3 separate regions of the Mus musculus genome follow, and all the other regions are linked to region 3. Evidence: chromatin loops called from intact Hi-C (ENCODE). Cell type or tissue: left cerebral cortex. All regions are shown on one strand.

Region 1 (5,000 bases), 100 kb before region 3:
GAGACCAAGCCTGCTTCTGACCCTTCCTCCCAATTCCATTTCTTGGGGCCTCTGACCTCTCACCTCCTTATAGCCCAGTATATGGCCTGTGGTTGGGTGTCTCTGGGCCTGAAGGTCAGATGGGACTGGAGTCTCCACGGCAGCCAGGAGTGACCAGGGATCCGTCTTCCTCTGCCATTTTCTGGAGAGAAGGAAAGGAATTTTGGAGTCGGCTTTCTCCCTATCCCAGCTTCCTTCCATTGGTCCATCTCTCCAATCTGGGAGGCTGCAGACTTCTCACCGAGCTGAGTGCTCTACACCGTGTAGAGGAAGCCAGGCTGGAGACGACAGAAACAGCTGCTCTGCTTCCTGGCACAGATCTGGGGCGCATGGAGGGAGGCCATGGGGGAGCTGGGACAAGGGCGAGATAGGAAGTATTAAGTTGGGGGCTGGAGAGGTGGCTCAGCAGTTGAGAGCACTGACTGCTCTTCCAGAGGTCCTGAGTTCAATTCCCAGCAACCACATGGTGGCTCACAACCATCTGTAATGAGATCCGATGCCCTCTTCTGGTGTGTCTGAAGACAGCTACAGTTTACTCGTATATAAAATAAATAAATAAATTGAAGAAAAAAAAAAAGAAGAAACCTTAAGTTGGTTAATAAAGGATAGCGTGTAGACAAAAGAGGCGATGGAACTTGTGTTCAGATCCAATGGTAGATGTCCCAGGATACCAACTAAGGTAAATCACTGATTTCAGACACACAGAGGCCAGACACAGCAATCTGCATTCTTATTTTGAGAGAGGCTCTCATGAAACCCATGTTTGCATCCAACTTGATGTGTGTGTGTGTGTGTGTACACATATCCCTCCCCCTCTCAAGTGAGGGGGTGACAAGCATGAGCTACCAACACCTGACTATCATGCAGAGCCAGGGATCAAAACCAGGGCTTTGTGTATGCTGAGCAAGCGCTATACCAAGTGAGCTATGTGCTCAACTGAGAATTCGCATTTTAGAATTCTTATTATTTGTAGTAGTATGTGTTAGTATGTATAGGTCTGTGTGTAATGGGTGGACATGGGTACACGCATGCACACATGGCAGTCAGAAGACCACATTGTGGAGCTGGCTCTCTCGCTGCCTTTACGTGTGTCTCATCAGACTTGCATGGGCAAGCGCTTTAATAGGCTAAGCCAGTGATTCTCAACCTTCTCAAATGCTGCCACCTTTTAATGCACCGGTTCTCCTGTTGTGCTGACCACAACCGAAAAATAATTGTGTTGCTACTTATTAACTGTAATTCTGTTACTGTTATGAATCTTAATGTAAATGTCTGGTGTGCAGGATATCTGATATGTGATGTGACCCCTGTCAAAGGGTCATTCCACCCTCAAATGGGTAGTGAATCAAAGGTGGAGAATCTCTGGGCTAATAAGTCATTCTGCCAGTCTTAAATTTTCTGCTTCTTTTCTTTCTGTTTTGGGGATGAGATCTCACTACATAGCCCTGGCTGGCCTAGAACTTGGTATGTAGATCAAACTGGCCTCCAATTCAAGAGATCTGCCTGCCTCCACCTCCCAAGTGCTGGGAATAAGGGTGTGAGCCACGCCAGGCTTCAGTTTAAAAGAGCCAAGTGCTCTGAGCTATGCAGAGAGAAGGAACCTCCTAGGAGGAAAGATACAGGTGAAGGGGCAGCTCTGAGAGCTCGCGTCTCCAGCACTCCCCGCTCCGACCTACTGGAGTTCCAGTAGAGTGGGATCTGTCCAGCATGAGCCGGAGGCCAAGATGACAGTGTCAAGCTACATCCTCCTGTGAGCAGGGTGGAATTTCTTTTAGGCTCATAGGTCAAAGGTGAGGGTCAAAAGTCACTCACAGTGCTCTCTGGAGGCCCTGGCACGTTCAGCAGCTCCCAACGGCCAGTGCACCCCACTTCCAGAGCTCGAAGGGGTAAGTTCAGGGGATCTAGGGGAGGCAGAACTACAAGGGAAAGGTCACAGGTTAAAAGCCACAAGTCATTCCTGTCTACTAACTAGTCCTTTCCGCGGACCCCCCTCCCTCCCCTCCCCTCCTCTCCTCTCCTCTCCCGTCCACTCTCCTCCCCTCCCCCTCACCGAGTCGCTCCGTCTCCATCATCCTGGAGCCGCGGCAGCTCCCGAGCAGCCCGGAAACTCAGAGTAACCACGGAGCCGGCCCCGCCCCGAGAAGGGCGGAAGTTGAAATTACTTCCGACACGCCCCCTCCTCCACCACTCCCCGCCGGGAGCGTGGGCGAGAGCGGCGCCGAAGCCTGACTCGGAGCCGGGCAAGGCCGGGCGGAAGTCACTGCGACTCGCCGCCTTGGTTACCGCGTGTCCCGCCCCTTTACGTCATCGCCGCGAGCCAGCGCGCAGTAGCCCGCGCGGCGGCGCCGGAGACCGCGGGCCCGGGCGCCGCCCCCTCAGGTGAGGGCTTCGTCTCACATCTTTCGCGCCTTCCCCGCGCGGCCCCTGGTTCTTCTTCCTCCTCCTCTGGTTGCCCAGATAGCGCTACGCGGGCCCGGCCGCCTTCTCTGCCCATCGGACCCCGAGGTTGGCTGACCTAACCCCATTGGGCATGGGGGTCGGGAGCCATCGCCTTGGCGTCGCAGGGAGTGCTTTCCCTTCTCCGGGCTGAGGTACCCCAAGGCTCTAGTGTCTGGACCTTGGACATAGGCGGGAATGCCGGTTGATTACCATAAACAGGAGGCTGGACAAGCAGCCTCGGAGGAACGAGGGGTTAGGGAAAGGCCAGAGGCTGGAGTAGGCGGGCCTGGAGGTTGGGGTGCATACAGGATGGACGCAAGTTGGACGACGTGTGAATTTTGAATGGTGACAGTAGAGAATGATGTCTTGGGTTCTGCCCTTGAACCAGGAGCCAACATGTTGGTGATACCTCCGGGGCTGAGTGAAGAGGAAGAGGCACTGCAGAAGAAGTTCAACAAACTCAAGAAGAAGGTAGGAGTTAGTTAAGCGTGGTGGCCCGGCTTCTCCAGACTCTGGGGACACCTGGGCTGACTGTAAGGCCATGGGAGTCCTCCTGCCTCCTACCGGAAGGGGACCTCTCAGTGGAGCTTTGGCAGCATCGTCCAGTCTTATTTGAACCCTCCCTCTTCTCTGGTCATCCCCAATGGAATTATCATCGTCCCTGTGGCTTCAGTACCACCCAGAGCCTTGTGAACCATCAAATGCCCAAGTAAATGTGCTCCTCCTGTCTGCTCTACCTCCCTCCCTTCGCTTTTAGATAACCAACTGCATTTAATAGGCCTTAAAATCTCTCATCTCTGACACACCACTCCACCTCAGACAGGGTCTCACACTTAGCCCAGGCTGGATTGAAAATATGTGGCTTTGGGTAGCCTGGAATGGCTCTGCCTCACCTCTGGCTTCTGTACTATTTACACAGCAAAACATTTGTCAAGTCTGTCGATGGTTTCTAAGTTCCTCTTCCACTTTGTCCCCTACCACTACCCCTGGCAAGGATCTCAGTATGTGGCCGGGTTGGGTGGGTTGTTTTGTTTTGTTTTGTTTTGTTTTTTCAACTCCTGGGCTCCTGGTATCTTCCTCCCTAAGCTTCTCTCAGGAAGTGGAACTCTAGGTGCACAACACCGTCCTCAGCACTCTCCTTACTAGTGAAACCTCTGAGTAATTTCTCATTGACAGGGTCTGGCTTTGCTGTTTTGAAGGCACACCTGATCCATTGAAAACACTTCCGAGGTTTCACATCATGTATAGAATTGAAATATCAGCTCACCATACCTGTCAAAAGAGAGAATTATTTTCTCTTAAAACCTGCCTTCCAAAACCTCCTCTGCATTTTTGCAACCCCAATTTCTTTGTCTAAAGTATCTTTTCTGTCTGTGTTGGGTAATTCTGTGAGGTCTCAGTTTACTAGCTGCTTATGCATCAGAAAGTGTTGCTTATACTCAGCCCTGAGTGATTAGTGCCCTTGATTATTCTTGGCTGTCAGTCTAGCCATTGTTTCCTGGGTTCTGAATTCCTTAAGGGTGGGAACTATGTGTTTTGATTCTGCATGGCCTCATTAAATGTGCAGAAGATGGGAGATGGGTGGATAAAATCCCCAAGGATTCAGGTCTTATTTGCAGCTTATATGGTAGGGCTTAGGTGTTTTTGGTTTTCAGTTTCCAAAATGTGAGACTGGAAGGCCTTGGACACCATAGTTTGGTTAGGTTAAGTACTGTGGGCTTCGTGAGGATGTGGAAGCAGGATGAGCCACTCCAGGACCAGGATGCCACACACACTGGCCCTGGAACCAGACCCTGGTTGACAGACCTCTCTCCTTTCCAGAAAAAGGCATTGCTGGCTCTGAAGAAGCAGAGCAGCAGCGGCCCAGCGAGCCAGGGCGGTGTCAAACGCTGTAAGTGACAGAGACAGAGAGTCCAGGGGGCAGCAGCAGAGGGCTTCCCTCCACAGCCAGCATAATGAATGCCTCTCTCCTTCCCCCTCCCTCTCTCCCCAGCACTGTCAGAGCAGCCTGTGGTGGACACTGCCACAGCAACAGAACAGGCCAAACAACTGGTGAAGTCAGGAGCCATCAGTGCCATCAAGGCTGAAACTAAGAACTCAGGCTTCAAACGTTCTCGGACCCTGGAAGGGAAGTTAAAGGTGAGCACACAGGAAGATTGTCTGGAACGTCCTGGCATCAGCTGGAAGGGGGTGGGTGGGGGAAGTCATGCATGCTCACATATGAGCAACCTGTGCTGTTCTGAGTTTAGGGTGTTTCTTTCTTGTTCCTTGAGACAGGGTCTGACTGTACTCATGGAGTCAAGTGATGCTCTGGCCTCAGCCTCAGAAGTAGTTTTTGCCACTGCAGCCCACTGGAGCGCTAGGTTTCTGTCTATCACAAAGAAACCTGAGCCCAGTGTGGTGGCACATGCCTTTAATCCCAGCACTTGTGGGGCAGAGGCAGGCAGATTTCTGAGTTTGAGGCCAGCCCGGTCTACAGAGTGAGTTCTAGGACAGCCAGGGCTATACAGAGAAACCCTGTC
Region 2 (5,000 bases), 56 kb before region 3:
AGGACGTGAAAAGGGGGACTCACAGCAGCGCGGCCCAGGCTAGAGCGAGGCGGGTGAGGAGTACCTGCAACCGGGGGCCACCCCAGAGTTGCAATCCTCTGGTTTTTTCCCCCCATCCACCCCTTTATCCATTCTCCCGTGGGCGCGCGGGCTGCGGGACTGGGGGGTGTGGACGCCGCTGCCCCGCCCCCGGGAACCACGCCTCCCTCCTCGGAGGGACCGCGCCTCCTTGGAATTGGGGAAACTGAGGGAGGCGCGCCAAGACTAGGGAGGTAGGGATGAGGGGTCTGGAGCCTTGGCCTCCGACAGCCAGAGACCTTTGTCTCTGACTCGTTTCCTTCCCACCCAGGGCAGTCCACTCCCGCCACAATGGCCTCTGGGGTGGAAGTCCTGCGCTTCCAGCTGCCTGGCCACGAGGCCGCAACGTTGCGGAACATGAACCAGCTCCGTGCAGAGGAGCGGTTCTGTGATGTGACCATCGTGGCCGACAGCCTCAAATTCCGTGGCCACAAGGTCATCCTGGCCGCCTGCTCACCGTTCCTCCGGGACCAGTTCTTGCTGAACCCCAGTTCTGAGCTGCAGGTCTCACTGATGCACAGCGCGCGTATTGTGGCGGACTTGCTCCTCTCTTGCTACACAGGCGCCCTGGAGTTCGCAGTCAGGGACATCGTGAACTACCTGACAGCAGCCTCCTACCTGCAAATGGAGCATGTAGTGGAGAAATGCCGGAACGCCCTTAGCCAGTTCATTGAGCCCAAAATAGGCCTTAAAGAAGATGGGGTCAGCGAGGCTAGCCTCCTAAGCAGTGTCAGTGCCACCAAGTCCCTCCTCCCTCCAGCCAGGACCCCAAAGCCAGCTCCAAAACCCCCACCACCACCTCCTCTACCCCCTCCGCTCCTGCGACCGGTGAAGCTGGAGTTTCCGCTGGATGAGGACCTAGAGCTGAAGGCGGAAGAGGAGGATGAGGATGAAGATGAAGATGTTTCTGACATCTGCATCGTCAAAGTGGAGTCGGCTCTAGAAGTGGCACACCGGCTCAAACCCCCTGGAAGCCTAGCCGGGGGTCTGGGTATCGGGGCCTCTGTGAGCAGCCACCTGGGAGAGCTGGCCCAGAGTAGTGTGGCCCCCAACACTGTTACCCCACCGCAAGGGGTGGTGAAGGCATGCTACAGCCTGTCAGAGGACGCGGAAGGGGAAGGCCTGTTGTTGATCCCAGGAGGCCGGGCCAGTGTGGGGGCCACCTCGGGCCTAGTGGAAGCAGCAGCGGTGGCCATGGCTGCCCGGGGGGCGGGGGGCAGTCTGGGGGCAGGGGGTAGCCGGGGACCTCTGCCTGGGGGCTTCTCAAGTGGAAACCCCTTAAAGAACATCAAATGCACCAAATGCCCTGAAGTGTTCCAGGGTGTGGAGAAGCTGGTCTTCCACATGCGTGCGCAACACTTCATCTTCATGTGCCCACGCTGCGGCAAGCAGTTCAACCACAGCAGCAACCTCAACCGCCACATGAACGTCCACCGTGGTGTCAAGTCCCATTCATGTGGCATCTGCGGCAAGTGCTTTACTCAGAAGTCCACACTGCACGATCACCTCAACCTGCACTCAGGAGCCCGGCCCTACCGGTGCTCCTACTGTGACGTGCGCTTTGCCCACAAGCCCGCCATTAGGCGGCACCTCAAGGAGCAGCATGGCAAAACCACAGCTGAGAACGTGCTGGAAGCTGGTGTGGCTGAGATCAATGTCCTCATCCGCTGAAAGGCCAAGAGGCTGGGGGCGGTCCTGGGCCCGGCAGAATTGGGGAGGGGCGGGGTTTGAGGGCAGGCAAACATTTTGAGGGAGGAAGACTGGAGAGAGAGAGAGACCATGCCTCAAAGAGCAGAAGAAAAAGATGGAGCCGGAGACAGGGTTGATAAGGCTGAGGGAATGTGGGATCCCAAAGAAAGATTTCTTTTTTGAAGAGGTGCATAAACGATGTGGAGGAAGAGAGGGAAAAAAAAAAAAAGGCAAAGTTGAAAGTTTTGGAGAACAGCTCTTTCCTGGCTAAAGCTGGCTGGGGGGGGGGGGGATTCTAGCGTTTCTTGAGATGGGGTGGGGGTGGGAATTGTAGGGGGATTGCCAGGAAGCAGCTTACTTGCCCCTGGTTAGAATAGATGACAGGGAGAAGGGAGCGGAGGGCGACACATGTATGAAGTACCAGAAGGAAGGGAGGAGATTTTTGCATGCTGGGGAAGTGGGAAAGTAGATACAAGGCTCACCGGAAATGAAATGATATGTGCCAGGTAAGAGAACACGGTGGGCAACCTGGGTAGGTAATGAGACATTAGGCTACAGTAGCGAGAACAGTGAGTAGCGGAGGGGTGGGGGGGCAGGGCACTTAGAAAAAAAGGACACAAGGAGGGCTGTTGGGGGGAGGGAGAGGAGTAGAGACATACAGTATTTTTAAAGAAAACTATTTTTTAGGATTTTTTCTGGAGTTTGGGGTTTTAGTTTTTGTTTTCCATAAAAATAAACAAAAAAAACAAACAAAAACATTTTTTCTTTATATTCTGGCAATTGCATGTGTGTGACTACCCACCATAGATTCTCCCAGCGCTAACAATTGTAGTCCCATGCCAAAAGGAGCCTCAAGCAGAGACTCGGAACACGCCCTAAACACTTAGGCAGAAACCTTATCACACAGTGATTGGCAACCCTGGTGCTGGCATAAACCATGCGGGGTTTGGTGGCAGTGCAAGCCATGGGCCACAGGTGACCAGTGAACCCACAGAGATGGCAAAAGGGCATCTGTTGCATATTTTTGCTCAAGTTTTAAGGAAAGTTGAAATACCAGCTAAACTTATAGTTGATTACCTAGAAGACTACAATTCCCAGAAAGCTCTGAAAAGTTTTTAATCCAAAGAGGACTACAGTTCCCATAAGATGCCGAATTGGCCTTGGGCCCAGTAACATAAGTACCTGTCTGTCCAATATTGTGTGAGCAACCATACAGGCATTTTCAAGCTTTGGCTAGGACTTAATGCCTGGAGGGGGATGGTGCCCTCGATAGTGTTCAGGGTTGTATACTTGCTGTGTCTACCATCATACTTAAGCTGTCTGCTGGACCATGACCCCCCCCCTCCATGGAGAAGTATTTGGGCAGAAATAGTTACTGTCAATAGATTGAGGTCTCCGCTGCATTCAGTTGACATATCTAGTGCAACCGAAGACACTTCCCCCAGATTTCCAAAAGCACACTGACCCAGAAGTAAAGGTGTCTTCCGTGAGTCTCTGTCGCCCCTTCTTGTGCACTAAAGTTCAAAACTGATATAGTCCCAGCCTTCTATCTGGCGGCTCAGAACGGGAAAGGCACACGCGGCAGCTGCAAAGGCTCAGGCTACACGTGTTCCCAAAACCGGGCGGGGACAGGGAAGCCACAGCCCAGTCGAGCCTCACCCTTGCTCCCGGCGGAGCCCAGGCTAGGAGCGAACGCCCTCTCCCCTACAGGCCCCAGTTCTGGACCTCCAGGGCCATTCTGGGGGGCAAAAATGGCCAAGAGGCCCGCAGCGGCTCCTTTAAGGCGTCTTCTCGCCCTCCCTCCTTGTCCACGTGACCCGGGGCGGCCGCGCGCCGGCTCGGCCCCCCGCGCAAGCGGCGATGGCGGCGGCGGCGGGAGCTGCTGCGGCGGCGGCCGCCGAGGTGCGGAAGGGGAGGGGGAGAGGCGGGTGCATGCCCGCGCGCGCGCCCGGGGGAAGCGCGCGCTCGTGCAATGCTCCGGGGGTGCAACGGGGCCGGGGGGCCCGAGCCGAACTTACAGCAAACCAGGGGGCCAACACCGGGGGCGGATGAGGGGACCAGGGGGTGGGAGGTGGGGGGAGTGGGCGCCGAGTCGCACGTGCCGCCGCCCGCTGCCCCTGCGTGGGCGGTGGGCACCGCGACCCCGGGAGCCCGCGCGAGGGGCGCGAGGGGCCGTCCGCCGGGCTGGGGCGCAGCGGGCGTTGCAGGGGTTGGTGGCCGGGGTCCCCGCGGCCTGGGGGACAAAGGGGGAGCGGCGCGTGCAGCCGGGAGGAGGGGGCGGGGCCGGGGCGCGGAGGCCCCGCCCCCTCCCCCTCCTCTGCTCCCGGCCCCAGAGATGCGGGGTCTGCCGAGAGGGAGGGGGCTGATGCGGGCCCGGGGGCGGGGGCGTGCGGCCCCCACGGGCGGCCGCGGCCGCGGTCGGGGGGGCGCCCACCGAGGGCGAGGTAGGCCCCGAAGCCTGCTCTCGCTGCCCAGGGCCCAGGCGTCTTGGGCCCCCCAGCTGCCTGCCGGGCTGACCGGCCCCCCGGTTCCTTGTCTCCCCTCCCAGGGGGAGGCCCCCGCTGAGATGGGGGCGCTGCTGCTGGAGAAGGAGCCCCGAGGAGCCGCCGAGAGAGGTGAGTGCAGCAGGAGCAGGCCCGACCGGACCTCCACCCTCCCCACCCCCAACACGGGATCCCGGGAGCTTTCAGCCCTGAACTTTTTCTTTTCCCCTCCCGACAGTTCATAGCTCTTTGGGGGACACCCCTCAGAGTGAGGAGACCCTTCCCAAGGCCAACCCCGACTCCTTGGAGCCTGCCGGCCCCTCCTCTCCGGCCTCTGTCACTGTCACCGTCGGCGATGAGGGGGCTGACACCCCTGTCGGGGCCGCATCACTCATCGGGGACGAACCCGAGAGCCTGGAGGGAGATGGGGGTCGCATCGTGCTGGGTGAGAGACTGGGGAGTGAGGGAGACGGGGCGCAGAGGGGCTTTCTGCATGCCTGCTCACCCTGCACCCCCTTTCTGCCTGCCTCTTTTCTAGGCCATGCCACAAAGTCGTTCCCCTCTTCCCCCAGCAAGGGGGGTGCCTGTCCCAGTCGGGCCAAAATGTCAATGACAGGGGCAGGAAAGTCGCCCCCCTCGGTCCAGAGTTTGGCCATGAGGCTGTTGAGCATGCCCGGGGCCCAGGGAGCTGCAACTGCTGGGCCTGAACCCTCTCCGGCAACAACTGCCGCCCAGGAGGGGCAGCCCAAA
Region 3 (5,000 bases):
TACCCTGAAAAGTGAGCTAACCACCCACCTTCATGTGGGCAGGACAAAGGGCTGGCTCTCATTAGATGATTAGCTCATTCAGGTCACATCTAGGTCACTTCCACCTTTGTCTGGATTCCAAGGTTAGCCCTCATCTAGGTGAGGGGATGGGGCCCCTGTGAAGTCCTCAGAGCTCACCCTGGAGAGTTAAGATGGGCACAATGAGAAACAGGAGAGCAGGGTATGTTCCTCACCAGAGCCAGTGTTGGCACACTGGGCTCAATCTCAAGAGGTTCCCCAAATGAGTCAGATTTATAGCTGACATCAAGGACAGCGTCAGAGACTCTAGTCTGTGAAATCATCACTCTCAATTGAGGGAGACCAGAACCTAGGGTACCACCCAGGGAATGTCAATCCGATAGACACAGGATGCGGTAGCCAGTGTGTGTAGTTAGGCTTCGGACTGTTGCAGAGCTATATAAAGCCAAAACTCCTGGGGACTGAAATTTAACTGCTAAAACCTTTAACGAAAAAAGGTGGCATGGGCCGGAGAGATGGCTCATAACCATGTGTAATGGGATCTGACGCCCTCTTCTGGTGTGTCTGAAGACAGCAATAGTGTACTCACAAACATCTAAATCTTAAAAAAAAAAAAAAAAAGGTGGTTGGAGCCAGGACTAAGGCCATCCTGAATTGAGAGCCCGTCTAAATACCCAAAAGCATAGTCTAAAACAGTGGCTCTCAACCTGTGTCACCAAGGAACCCTTACATAGGGGTCCCAGACAGGACAGCCTGTGTTATCACAATAGCAAACTTTAGTTATGAAGATACAAGGAAAATAAAACCGATGGTTAGGAACATCACAGCCCGAGGAACTGCATTAAAGGCCCTCAGGAAGGCTGAGACCCACTGCCGTGGACTAGCATACAGAACTTAAAGGCACAAGAAATAATCAAGGCAGCTCCTGGATCCACCATAGATTTAGAGTTAGGGAGATTAGTTAAGATCTAAAAACAAAAAGATGGCTGGGTGGTAGCTTGCTTGGAGACTGGCTAATGCAGGCAGGATATTAAGAACAAAACAAGGGCCAGTCGGTGGTGCTGTATGCATTTAATTCCAGAGAGTAGAGGCAGGCGGATCTGAGATCAGGGCTACATGGAGAAACCCTGTCTCGAATCCACCCCTTCCAAAAAGTCAAGCCAAGAGACAAGCATGCCAGTGAAACCTAAGACTAACCTTTCTTCAGGTGTAGGCAGCTGGCGTGTGTCCTCAAATCCCTACCAGAAAGCAAGACACAGAGGTAAATTACTCAGAACTCTAGGCCACTCAAAACCCACGCCACTGCCGATTTTGGACCCGGGGACGGTCAGCGCGCTGCGGTGATGGCGTCAGCGAGACACTCAGAATCACCAGAAATCATCATTACTGTCCTCTCCCCGAAACCAGCCCCTCCTCACACCGCCTACCTCTCGCCAGCATGCGCTTACCATTGTGCTACTGGGTACGGCTGGCGTGGGCCAGGAACCTGGAAGAGATCATTGAATGAGCACAGGTCGTAGAGACCCCGGCCTGCAGCCCCCACCCCGGCCTGGGTCAGTTACAAGGAGTGGCGTCACGTGGACATCAGAAACTCTAGTCTGTAAATGTGGGTCATCATACCCGGCCCCACACCGCAGAGCCCTCCCCACAGGACCCCAGGATACCTGCGGCACGAGGCGGACCCATGCCTTGCTCTCCGGAGTCCTCAGACCCTGCCCAGACCGGTGGAGAACAAAGAAGGGTGAAAACACGGCAAACCGTGTGGGCGGGTGCACAAAGAGACCCGTGTGCCGCCCGCCTCGGCCATTTATACCCACGCCTGGCCCGGGGGTCCTGACGGACATAGTCGTCTTCTCATATGCCTGACTTGATCGCGCTGACAAATGCGAAGGGAACAAAGAGGAATCATGTTTCTTACTGTCCTAAGTAGAGAATCATGTATATGACGACAATTTGATAAACTACCAATCCAAAGGAAAGAAAAAAAAAAAAGAAAGAAAGAAACAGGCAGCCTAATCGGCCAAGATTGGGTAAAGACCCTGGAGCTCCTACAGGATAGGTCAGCTCTTTGGTCTCCTTTAGGCTTATGGCTTTGCGGATTCTGTACTCATGTTTGGATCCAGTCTACCCAGGAGGACTCATATTGCCTACACCTAGCAGAAAAATCTGAATTTGCACCTCAGCTTCTGCTCTCCGTTAAAAAGAAAAAAAAAAGAAAAAAAAAAGATTACTGAGTGCTCTGCTGCATGTACACGTGCGTGCCAGAAGAGGGCATCAGATTCCCTTATACATGGTCACGAGCATTTGGTTGCTGGGAATTGAACTCAGGACTTCAGGAAAAGCAACCAGTGCTCTTAACTGGTGAGCCATCTCACCAGCCCCAACATTTTTATTTAAAGGGGGATAAAAGCCACACACACACAAACACACATCTGGCTCATAGTCTAAGATGGGTTCCAACCATGCCTACAATTACAGGCGTGACACACTACTATGTTGAGAGAGAGAGAGAGAGAGAGAGAGAGAGAGGGGGGGGGGGTCGGTTTCAAGACCGGGTTTCTCTGTGTAACCCTGACTGTCCTGGAACTTGCTCTGTAGACTAGGCTGGCCTCGAACTCACAGATATCTACTTGCCTCTGCCCTGAGTGCTGGGATTAAAGGCATACAACACCACTGGCCAGCTTTTAAGAAATATTTTTAGATTGATTGTATTTGTGTCTATGTGTGTTAGAGGAAGTTGTAAGCCACCTGGTGATAGGTGCTGGGAACTGAAGCCAGGTCCTTAGAAAGATCAGTAAGTGCTCCTGACCACTGAGCCACTGCTCCAGCCCCTTTGTCTTTTTTTTTTTTTTTGAGACAGCAATTCTGTACCATGACGGTCAACATTCCTACTTCCTTTTCCTAAATGCTGAAATTACATGTGCAAGGCACTATACGCTTCTCTATCTTCATTTTAAAATACATTTTAGCCAGAAGCAGTGGTGCACAACTTTAATCCTAGCACTTGAGAGGCAGGGGCAGGTAGATCTCTTTGAGTTCAAGGCCAGCCTGGGCTACGCAGTGATGAGATAGTGCCTCAGAACATAACTAAAATTTAAAATCTAAGAATCCTATAGTAGCCGGGCAGTGGTGGCACATGCCTTTAATCCCAGTACTTGGGAGGCAGAGGCAGGCAGATTTCTGAGTTCAAGGCCAGCCTGGTCTACAGAGTTAGTTCCAGGACAGCCAGGGCTACACAGAGAAACCCTGTCTCAAAAAACAAAACAAAACAAAAAACAAACAAAAACAAAAACAAATAAAAGAATCCTATAGTAATTATGTGTTCGATAAGTCTCTCAGTTCCTAGGCCCAAGTTCCACCTGGGAGGGTTATAGGAAGAGACTCTTCAGTTCCAAACTGAGTGCACGTTAGCCAGAAATGACCTCTAACAGTGTAAAATGGCTTACGAATTAACTGCTTCTCTAATGAGCATAATTGCCTTGGCCTCTATTAAACTATTACTGAAGACTTCTTTTTTTTTTTTTTAAACGCAGATGTAGTACAATATAATAGTAACTGGTTGAAAGTAGTACATGCTAACAGACAATATGATACACAAACAGGGTGGCAGTAGACAGGAAAGGGCAGAGGCCACGGCCTACACCAAGAGCCTTTCAATAGACTGCTGAATGGACTGGATCTGCTGCTTTAGTTGAGAGCCTTCTTTGATGGTAACAGAACAGGCGATGACTGGCCTGGAGATGCCACACGCCCCGTCCTAAAGCCTGCTTGGAGCGCACAAATACATAGGGGACATTCTTGTCTTCTCACAGCAGAGGGAGGTGCAGGATGATCCCCAAGGGCTCAGCGTCTGCTGCCATCACAGTGAACTCAGAGATGCCTCTGTTGGGGGTTTTGGTGGCTTCATTGGCTCCTTTCCGAAGCTGCTTGTAGTTACATGACTGTTGAACAAGGCCCAGCAGCTTCTTGGTGAGGTGGGCATCTGCGAGGGGATAGGCCTTCGGAGTCACATCAGTCTCTGTCATGGCTGCGGTGTGCCGGCCTCGCCGCGACTCGACGACAGCCCACCTCAAGAGGGACTGAAAAACTACTGAAGACATCTTTACCCTAGGGTGGCCTTAAAGTTTCTGTTTGGACATGTTAGAATTGCATGCAGTTTACACCTTGCCCAGCAAATCGATTGATTCTCCATGGAGCTGGAGATTGAATTGAGTGCCTCATGCATATACTAGGCAAGCAGTCTCCCCTGACCTACCCTCCCCAGCTCTCAAAGGCTGGCATTGCCCCACTAAAACCCTGGAAGAGCCAGGGGTCAAAAGGTTTCTGAGGAAAGCAGCTCTGTGCCCTAGGTTCTGCCTGCTTAAAAAGCCTTGGACAAGGTAAGGGCTCTGCTACGTCACCAGGCCTGGAAAGAGAGATGGGGATGGTGGGGATAAAGTGGATGGGTCAGGTAGCACAGTGCCCATAATCCCACCATTCAAGAGGCAGAGACAGGAGTCGGAGAGCAGCGTGGTCTAGATAATCACTTCCAGCCCAGCTAAGGCTACACTGAAAGACTCCGTCTCTCTGACTCTCTGTCTCTGTCTCTGTCTCTCACACACACACACACACATACGCACACAAACCCTGCCCCTCCCCCCAAAAGAAAAAAGATAGCCAGACATGGTGCCTGGTCACAACTTTATAATTTCAGCTAGCAGGTTCAGGGGTATGGTCTGGAAAGGGCAAGTTCAAAGCCAGGCTGAGCTACAGAGAAAGTGTAAATATAGTTTGGGCAACCCTGTAAGAGGTCTCAAAAAAGTAATAAAGAAGCCAGGTTGGGAAAGGCATATGGGTCAGAGGTTGAGGCCAGCCAGGACTGCATGGGGAGATGCTGTCTCAGAAAATAAAGCTAAAAAGGAGGGCTCAGTGGCTGGGGGATGAAGCTCACTGTCTAGAGCAGTGGTTCTCAAACTTCCTAATGTTGCTATTCTTAAGTTCCA

What was found. Hi-C counts contacts between places; a loop is a spot of excess contacts. Peaks named below come from ENCODE experiments on the same cell type or tissue, not always from the same donor. Only the 100,000 strongest peaks of a DNase experiment are listed, where the experiment ranks them.
Region 1: it touches region 3 in a loop (4-fold over the local background); 14 of 42 quality-filtered maps call a loop at or near these places.
Region 2: a loop joins it to region 3, with 3.0 times the contacts of the local background. A loop is called at or near these places in 2 of 42 quality-filtered maps.

The regions. Positions count from the first base shown.
Region 1 is chr17:34,848,045-34,853,044 of GRCm38, forward strand. It overlaps Skiv2l (superkiller viralicidic activity 2-like (S. cerevisiae)), which reads right to left and starts at 2,160. Exons shown (of 28, transcript NM_021337.2): 1 at 2,090-2,160; 2 at 1,852-1,955; 3 at 281-390; 4 at 64-181. The coding sequence starts at 2,111. Nelfe (negative elongation factor complex member E, Rdbp) reads left to right here and starts at 2,347. Exons shown (of 11, transcript NM_001045863.1): 1 at 2,347-2,544; 2 at 2,867-2,949; 3 at 4,300-4,369; 4 at 4,472-4,617. The coding sequence starts at 2,875. In left cerebral cortex, a CTCF peak has its summit at 2,373; DNase peaks (open chromatin) are centred at 1,863 and 2,244; H3K4me3 peaks cover 1,980 bases; H3K27ac peaks cover 1,109 bases.
Region 2 is chr17:34,894,872-34,899,871 of GRCm38, forward strand. Zbtb12 (zinc finger and BTB domain containing 12) reads left to right here. Exons shown (of 2, transcript NM_198886.3): 2 at 350-1,973. The coding sequence starts at 370. The coding sequence ends at 1,749. It overlaps Ehmt2 (euchromatic histone lysine N-methyltransferase 2), which reads left to right and starts at 4,099. Exons shown (of 27, transcript NM_145830.3): 1 at 4,099-4,382; 2 at 4,489-4,695; 3 at 4,789-5,000. The coding sequence starts at 4,103. In left cerebral cortex, no CTCF peak of the experiment used is centred here; DNase peaks (open chromatin) are centred at 40, 508, 2,950, 3,545 and 3 more places; H3K4me3 peaks cover 2,956 bases; H3K27ac peaks cover 2,320 bases.
Region 3 is chr17:34,950,670-34,955,669 of GRCm38, forward strand. 1110038B12Rik (RIKEN cDNA 1110038B12 gene) reads right to left here and starts at 1,802. Exons shown (of 4, transcript NR_015536.1): 1 at 1,683-1,802; 2 at 1,467-1,504; 3 at 1,216-1,256. Snord52 (small nucleolar RNA, C/D box 52) reads right to left here and starts at 339; the gene lies at 281-339. It overlaps LOC115488834 (a small nucleolar RNA gene), which reads right to left and starts at 1,406; the gene lies at 1,344-1,406. It also overlaps the pseudogene Gm8696. In left cerebral cortex, CTCF peaks have their summits at 579 (motif pointing left) and 2,267 (motif pointing right); DNase peaks (open chromatin) are centred at 346, 561, 1,446, 1,866 and 1 more place; H3K4me3 peaks cover 2,308 bases; H3K27ac peaks cover 2,034 bases.